Regions from separate parts of the Homo sapiens genome. Here region 2 is linked to region 1. The links are chromatin contacts, found by POLR2A ChIA-PET in ENCODE. All regions are on one chromosome and are shown on one strand. Each heading gives the region's core, a stretch centred on a gene start or an enhancer-like site at or near the end of the contact. The rest is flanking DNA. Distances are from core to core; before and after follow the strand shown.

Region 1 (3,921 bases), core at 956-3,455:
AGAATGGCCTGTGGACATGGGTTTCCAGCCAGTGGAGCTCACGGGCTGTGGTTTAGACTTTTAGTCACATTCAATTAAAAAGGAAACAGCACTGTCCTTCATATACGTAGTCCTATCATGGTATTATCTTTACGGCCTCTAGCAAGAATGACACCCTCTTAGCAAGGTCTTCAAAAGATTTGAGGGTTCTCTATGCCATTCCAGTACATGAAGAATTGTATTTTACTTATTTGTGTACAATGTCTCACTCTAGAAAAATGCTTTTTCAAATTCCCGTAACATAAAAATGATGTAAAAGGCAAGAAGAAAAAATTAGAATATAAAACATTTTCCCCATTCATCTAAGTAATTCTCAGCATTTTATTCTTTTTTTTTTTTTAAAGTGAAAACAAGTTTATTAAGAAAGTGAAGGAATAAAAGAATGGCTGCTCCATAGGCAGAGCAGCCTTGAGGGCTGCTGGTTGCTCATTTTTATGATTGTTTCTTGATGATATGCTAAATAAGGGGTGGAATTATTCATGAGTTTTCCAAGAAAGGGGTGGGCAATTCTTGGAACTGAGGGTTTCTCCCCCTCTTAGACCATATAAGGTAATGTCCTGACCCTGCCATGGCATTTGTAAACTGTCATGGTGCAATCCTCAGCATTTTCCATTTGAGGCAGCGTTGAGGAAAGTTTCAAGGGAGGATGCTGATTGCCTAGGATTCTCAGCACTAGGGGCACCGGAGCCCAGAGGTCAGTTGCCTTTGGCCACAAACTCTTTTCCAGGGAGATCACAGATCTCCTTGAACATGCAGTAAAATGATGGTCATTTTCTCTGTGTGCCATGGTGTGAAAATGTTGGCATGCATGTCCAAATGTGGCAAACTTATCTATATATTCTCTTCATCCTAGCTGTACCAAAAATGATGCTGCTGTCTATCAAATCTCGGCTAAAAACTCTTTTGGAATGATCTGTTGTTCTGCTTCCGTTGAGGTTGAGTGCTCATCAGAGAACCCACAATTGTCTCCTAACCTGGAAGATGACAGGGACAGGGGTTGGAAACATGAAACAGGGACACATGAAGAAGAAAGGGCAAATCAGATTGATGAGAAGGAACATCCTTATAAGGAAGAAGAAAGCATCTCCCCGGGCACTCCCAGGTCAGCTGACTCCTCCCCCTCCAAATCCAACCATTCACTCTCCCTCCAGTCATTGGGCAATCTTGACATTAGTGTGTCCAGTTCTGAAAATCCTTTGGGTGTTAAAGGAACAAGGCACACTGGAGAGGCTTATGATCCAAGTAACACAGAAGAAATTGCAAATGGGTTGCTTTTTCTTAATTCAAGTCATATTTATGAAAAACAAGACAGATGTTGCCACAAGACAGTGCATTCCATGGCATCAAAGTTCACGGATGGTGACCTGAACAATGATGGTCCTCATGATGAAGGCTTACGCTCTAGTCAGCAAAATCCCAAAGTACAGAAATACATTAGCTTCAGCCTCCCGCTATCTGAGGCAACTGCACACATTTACCCAGGTGACAGTGCCGTGGCCAACAAACAACCCAGCCCACAGCTTTCCAGTGAAGACTCTGACAGTGACTATGAACTTTGCCCAGAGATAACCCTAACCTACACCGAGGAGTTTTCAGATGATGACCTGGAGTATCTGGAATGTTCTGATGTTATGACGGATTACTCTAATGCAGTTTGGCAAAGGAACCTGCTGGGGACTGAGCATGTTTTTTTATTAGAAAGCGATGACGAAGAGATGGAATTCGGTGAGCATTGCCTGGGTGGGTGTGAGCATTTCCTCAGTGGAATGGGTTGTGGGTCTCGGGTGTCGGGTGACGCTGGGCCTATGGTTGCCACTGCTGGCTTCTGTGGTCATCACTCACAACCCCAAGAAGTTGGGGTGAGGAGCAGCAGAGTCTCCAAGCACGGTCCCTCATCCCCACAAACAGGGATGACTCTCATTTTGGGACCTCACCAGGATGGAACGTCTTCAGTGACAGAACAGGGGAGATATAAACTCCCCACTGCTCCCGAGGCTGCTGAAAATGATTATCCAGGAATTCAAGGAGAAACCAGAGACAGCCACCAAGCAAGAGAGGAATTTGCCAGTGACAATCTGCTCAACATGGATGAATCAGTAAGAGAGACAGAGATGAAGCTCTTGTCTGGTGAGTCAGAAAACTCAGGGATGAGCCAGTGTTGGGAGACGGCAGCTGACAAGAGAGTGGGGGGAAAGGACTTATGGAGCAAGAGGGGTTCAAGGAAATCTGCCAGGGTGAGGCAGCCGGGAATGAAGGGAAATCCCAAGAAGCCGAATGCCAACCTGAGAGAAAGTACAACAGAAGGTACCCTTCATCTCTGCTCTGCCAAAGAATCTGCTGAGCCCCCACTAACCCAGAGTGATAAAAGAGAGACTTCTCACACCACAGCAGCAGCGACTGGTCGGAGTTCCCATGCTGATGCAAGAGAATGTGCTATTTCAACCCAGGCAGAGCAAGAAGCAAAAACCCTTCAAACTTCAACAGACTCAGTCTCCAAAGAAGGCAACACAAATTGCAAGGGAGAAGGCATGCAAGTTAATACTCTATTTGAAACAAGCCAGGTTCCAGACTGGAGTGATCCTCCTCAGGTAAGACTTTTCTTTTAAAGAAATTACGAGATAAAAAGAACCGTGTGTGTGTGTGTGTGTGTGTGTGTGTGTGTGTGTGTCTCTTCCTTTACTTCACATTCACAATTGCTATACCATAATGTAAATCAAAATAAGTTTCCCAACACCATCAGGGTACTTGTGCATGACAGCTGCTGCTGCTCGGAAGGAAATCTGGTTTTGAAAAAAAGGCCCAGATAAACCCTAAGCCATCCTAATTATAGCAAAAGACTGATAGAAGTTAAGAGGCACTAATGGGATTCTGGACAGCTGGAAAAAGAAATCTGATATTTTGTCTGCTGCATGTGTTTTACCAGGCAATGCCACTATTCAGAAAGTTTCTCAAGCAAATGTTTTGGGTGTAGCCTTTAAAGGAAGAAGGGGGAAAAAAACATTGTTTTTAGTCATTTGCAGGGAAGTGCTTTGAAAATGATAGGTCTTGGCTTTAATCAGAATTTGTGGTATGAATGAAAGACTTCAGTGTGTCTGAAAGACTTGTAGACTTCACTTTTTTTGTGATGCTAGGGAAAGCAGGCAGATTAACTGTTGCCTCACTGGTGGGATGTTTTTGATTGGATGTTTGTCTTATTTTGTTTAAAACAGAGTATAAAAGAGGCTAAGAGAAAAAAAGCTGCCAAGAAATAAATTTGTTTTCCCTTATTACTGATTTGGGAGTGTAAAGAGATGGAATTAAATTTATAGGAATAATCAATGCACAAAAGATGTTGTGCTTGATACATAACTTATATTTTTAATGATATTTTCAGTTTCAAAGGGTCCCAAATGAGCTTTGGACTTACGCTGTAATATGGGCAAGATTTGAGTTTTGTAAATAAATACCTAAGAAAACTTATTTGTCTGTTATTTTTACTATACTTTGTATTCCCCTTTTTCCCAATTTTGTACTAGAAAACTAGTATTATTTTTATAGAAGACTAGATACACTCCAAAGATAAAATATTCCCAATGCAAAGTGACTTAACTCTGTGAAAATATTAAAAATTGACACATGAATTTCTATAGACCCAGTCATAAAAAAGCCAATCTAAAAATCTCCAGATTTTAGGTAACTGTTGATTGAGCAAATTGTTCTGTTCTGCTGGCCAAACTGGCCAGGTAAAAGCCACATTTATATTTTACTTTTCACAGGAGAACCAGATTCTCCTATCCAGTTATTTAACACATGTCTCTTAGCAGCTCACACACCAATGACCACAGTTTCATGCCCAAGATAAGCTTAGGGAGGTGCTTTGACCATATGTTAATACAAAATAAA
Region 2 (3,501 bases), core at 254-2,753, 290 kb before region 1:
GCTATTTCTAGAGATGTCTCTGGTGCAAATACAGATGCCCTGCTCTCTGTGCTGACTACAATCAGGAAAATCTGGCTAAATACAAAGGCCCTGAGTGTACCTCAAACTTCTCCACTGCATATTCTCACGCTGGCAGTCATCAGCTATCACCTCCAACGTGAACGGCGCCAGTGTCTTTGCTGTTTAGCACCTGCTGTGCCCTCTCTGGGCACCTCCACACCCTGAAACAGCTTCCATGCTCACCCCTCAGTCCACCAACTGTGCTCCCCCAAGGCAGAACAGCACAGTGAGAAGGAGCATGTTTCAAATCCTGTTTCCACTTCCACTTACGAGCTGGGAGGGTCTCTGTCTGTTTCCCCACTGGTACCACAGGGAAAAACATGTACAGCTCCTCTCATCATTTCGGTATCAAATGAGGTAACATAATAGCTGCTGCGGTGGTGCATGCCTATAGTGCCAGCTACTTGGCTGCTTGGGAAGCCGAGGCAGGAGGATCCCTTGAGCCAAGGAGTTCAAGTCCAGCTAGTTTGAGTCCAGTCTGGGCAACATAGCAGGACCCCACCTCTAAGAAAAGGTTTAAAAATCAGAAAAATGGGATAACAGACGTAAAGTGCCATCACCTACTGCAGCATCTGCAGGTTTTAGCTACATTTTCTACCTTCCTGGGAATCTTCTGCCCTCCAACTTGCTAAAGCACAGGTTCTAAGTTCTTCAGCCACCCCTGCCGCTTCGTTTATGGTTTTTACTACGTAAGCCACTATCTTAGGGGACCCAAACCCAACCCCTTTTAAAACACCTTTCTTCTATCCTCTCTGTTTTATGTTCATTACTACCAATCTTGACCTCCAGCCCAAGCAACCCTCCTAAATTCCAGACTCACAGAGCCAGAGGCAATTGGAGCCCAAAACTGAACTCACTGTATCAAGTCCCTCCACCTCCACTCTTCCAAATCTATTCTGCCTTCGGAATTTGCTATCTCAAAGACAGAACACCCAGTCTCCAAGCAACCCCCAGACAGCCACCTAAGAAGCAGCCTTACTCCTCCAATCAGGCACTACCTGGCCCCTGAAGCAGCCCCCACCTACCACTCCATCCCCACAAACAACACCTGGGATGAAAGACCCTCATCCTTTCTCTCCTGGATTGCCGGTTCCCTCTTTGGCCTCCCTACCTCCAGCCTGTACAGCCTCTATTCCAACCTCCATGGGGCTGCCACAGGACCTTTGTAACGAAAGGTCCGTCTTTTCTGCCTACACAGAAGTCCATCCTCAAGGCACTGCACCAAAAGGCCTCATCAGGTGACCCTCAACTGCCTTCCAGCTCCATCCCCTCGCACACCCACACCCCACTCGAAACACCAAGCTCTCCCCAGACCTTTCCACGTGTGCTGCATGGACTTAGATGCTCTCCCAGGCTCTGACTGCCTCACATATTCTTACCAGTCTTTCACAGCTCCTCTGTGGACGCTTGGCATGAGGCGGCCTATTCACATTCCTATCATAGCTTCTGGGGGCTCCTTCCACTAGATTTTTCTCCCTGGGGCCCTTTTCCCTCTGCACTCCTGTGCTTAGCACAATGCCCAGTGCTTAAACACTCAGTAAGCATCTGTTAAATGACAAGGCAATCCCCAGGTTAACATCATGTCCCACTTCTTGGGCTCCCCTCCATCTGTACCACCATTACCTTTGTCTGTTCTTCCCAATCCTGAAAGCTATTTTATCCTTAAAAAAAAAAAAAAAAAAAAAACAACCTGGGCTGGGCACAGTGGCTCACACCTGTAATCCCAGCACTCTGGGAGGTTGAGGCGGGCGGATCACAAGGTCAGGAGTTCGAGACCAGCCTGACCAACATGGTGAAGCCCCATCTCTACTAAAAATACAAAAAATTAGCCAGGCATGGTGGCACGCACCTGTAATCCCAGCTACTCAGGAGGCTGAGGCAGGAGAATCGCTTGAACCTGGGAGACAGAGGTTGCAGTGAGCCGAGATCACGCCACTGAACTCCAGCCTGGACAACAAAGCGAGACTCCAACTCCAAAAAAAAAAAAAAAAAAAAACAGATCTTCCAAAATCTTCCAAACAAATCTTCCAAAATCTCCCCTCTTCACTGCTTTCACTGAATATTGCTTAAACATTTTCAGTTCCTAAAAATACATAAAAGCTGAATAACTTCAAATATTATTAATAAAATGACCCCAATACTTTGGCAGTCCATAAATCAAATTATAATTCAGAAGTTAATAACACACAACTAAGATTTCAACAATGATCTGTGGTATCACTTTCCAAAATTTCTATTCTATTGTTGTTTTGTGTTTTATTGAACCTGAATGTAAAAATTAGACTGCCAAATGTTTCCGAAGAGATTAAAAATAATTGCTGCAGGAAATAAAGGATATTTTACCACTTGCAGTTTTCTGTTTCCACTTTTGGCTAATTCTGATTAGTTCAGGGTTACAAAGCATGTCATCCCATTAGAGAGTGTTCTATTATCATGATCATCTCTCGTGTGTCTTCAGACAATGTTCACTACGATCTCTTTCTCGGCGAGTCTTAACTGCAGCTGTCAACGCTAGATCTTTTTTGTGAGTTACAAGTTGGATTTATTTTCATTCAAACTTCTAACTCTTATGTATGTACCATGTGATCCAGCCACCCCAATTCTAGGAACAGTCATGCAACGCAAACCAACATTTTGGTCAACAATGGCCCACGTACACACAGTGATCCCATAAGATTATAATACCATATTTTTCCCGTACCTTTTATGTGTTTAGATTGGTCAGAAACACAAATAGTTACCACTGTATTAAAACTGCCTACAGTATGCAGTACAGTAAGATGCTGTATAGGTTTACAACCTAGGAGCAATGGGCTACACCATATAGCCTAGGTATATAGTAGGCTATAGTAGGCTACACCATCTAGGTTTGTGTAAGTACATTCTATCTTTGCACAATGACAAGACTGTCTAATGATACATTTCTCAGAATGTACCCCTGCATTAATCGACACGTGACTGCATTTAGCAAAAAGAAATAAAAACTTATGTTCACACAAAAACCTGTTTCACACAAATGCTTACAGCAACTTTACTCACAATTAGCAAAAACTGGAAACAACCCTAATGTCCTTCACCCAGCAAATGAATAAACTGTGGTACATCCATACAGCAGAATACTACTCAGCAATGACAAAGAACCAAGTATCGAAACACAGAGAAACATGGATGAATCTGAAACGCATCTTGCTATCTGACATTCTAGAAAGCCCAAACTCTAGGACGAGAGAACCATGTCCCTATAGTGAGACAGTGGATGCCAGGGGTAGGAGAGGCTGACTACAGAGGGGCGGCAAGAGGAAATGCTCTGGTGTGATGGGCCTGTTCTGCTTCGCCCGTGGTGGTGGATAAGTGACTCTACACATATGCCAAAACCCACAGAACGGTACACCACAGAGTAAATTTTCCTGTACACAAATTTTAAATTTTTTTAAGCTAATT

Evidence for each region. ChIA-PET counts read pairs that join two places held with the same protein, here RNA polymerase II (POLR2A).
Region 2: POLR2A ChIA-PET joins it to region 1 with 16 read pairs in BJ. The contact joins two enhancer-like sites. POLR2A ChIA-PET finds 5 or more read pairs at or near these places in 3 of 52 experiments (BJ, WTC11 and endothelial cell of umbilical vein).

What each region holds. Positions count from the first base shown.
Region 1 is chr18:58,577,520-58,581,440 of GRCh38, reverse strand. It overlaps ALPK2 (alpha kinase 2), which reads left to right. Exons shown (of 13, transcript NM_052947.4): 4 at 893-2,627. Among named protein-coding and RNA genes, the nearest start is that of SNORA108, 21 kb to the left of the region's middle. RefSeq lists an enhancer at 1,347-1,894. Within about 2 kb of position 2,205, at least 4 of the 41 ENCODE cell types and tissues checked have a DNase peak (open chromatin) inside an H3K27ac peak, as active enhancers do.
Region 2 is chr18:58,868,318-58,871,818 of GRCh38, reverse strand. The region is part of intron 2 of ZNF532 (zinc finger protein 532); the gene reads right to left. Among named protein-coding and RNA genes, the nearest start is that of ZNF532, 5.2 kb to the right of the region's middle. RefSeq lists an enhancer at 865-1,846. Within about 2 kb of position 1,503, at least 3 of the 41 ENCODE cell types and tissues checked have a DNase peak (open chromatin) inside an H3K27ac peak, as active enhancers do.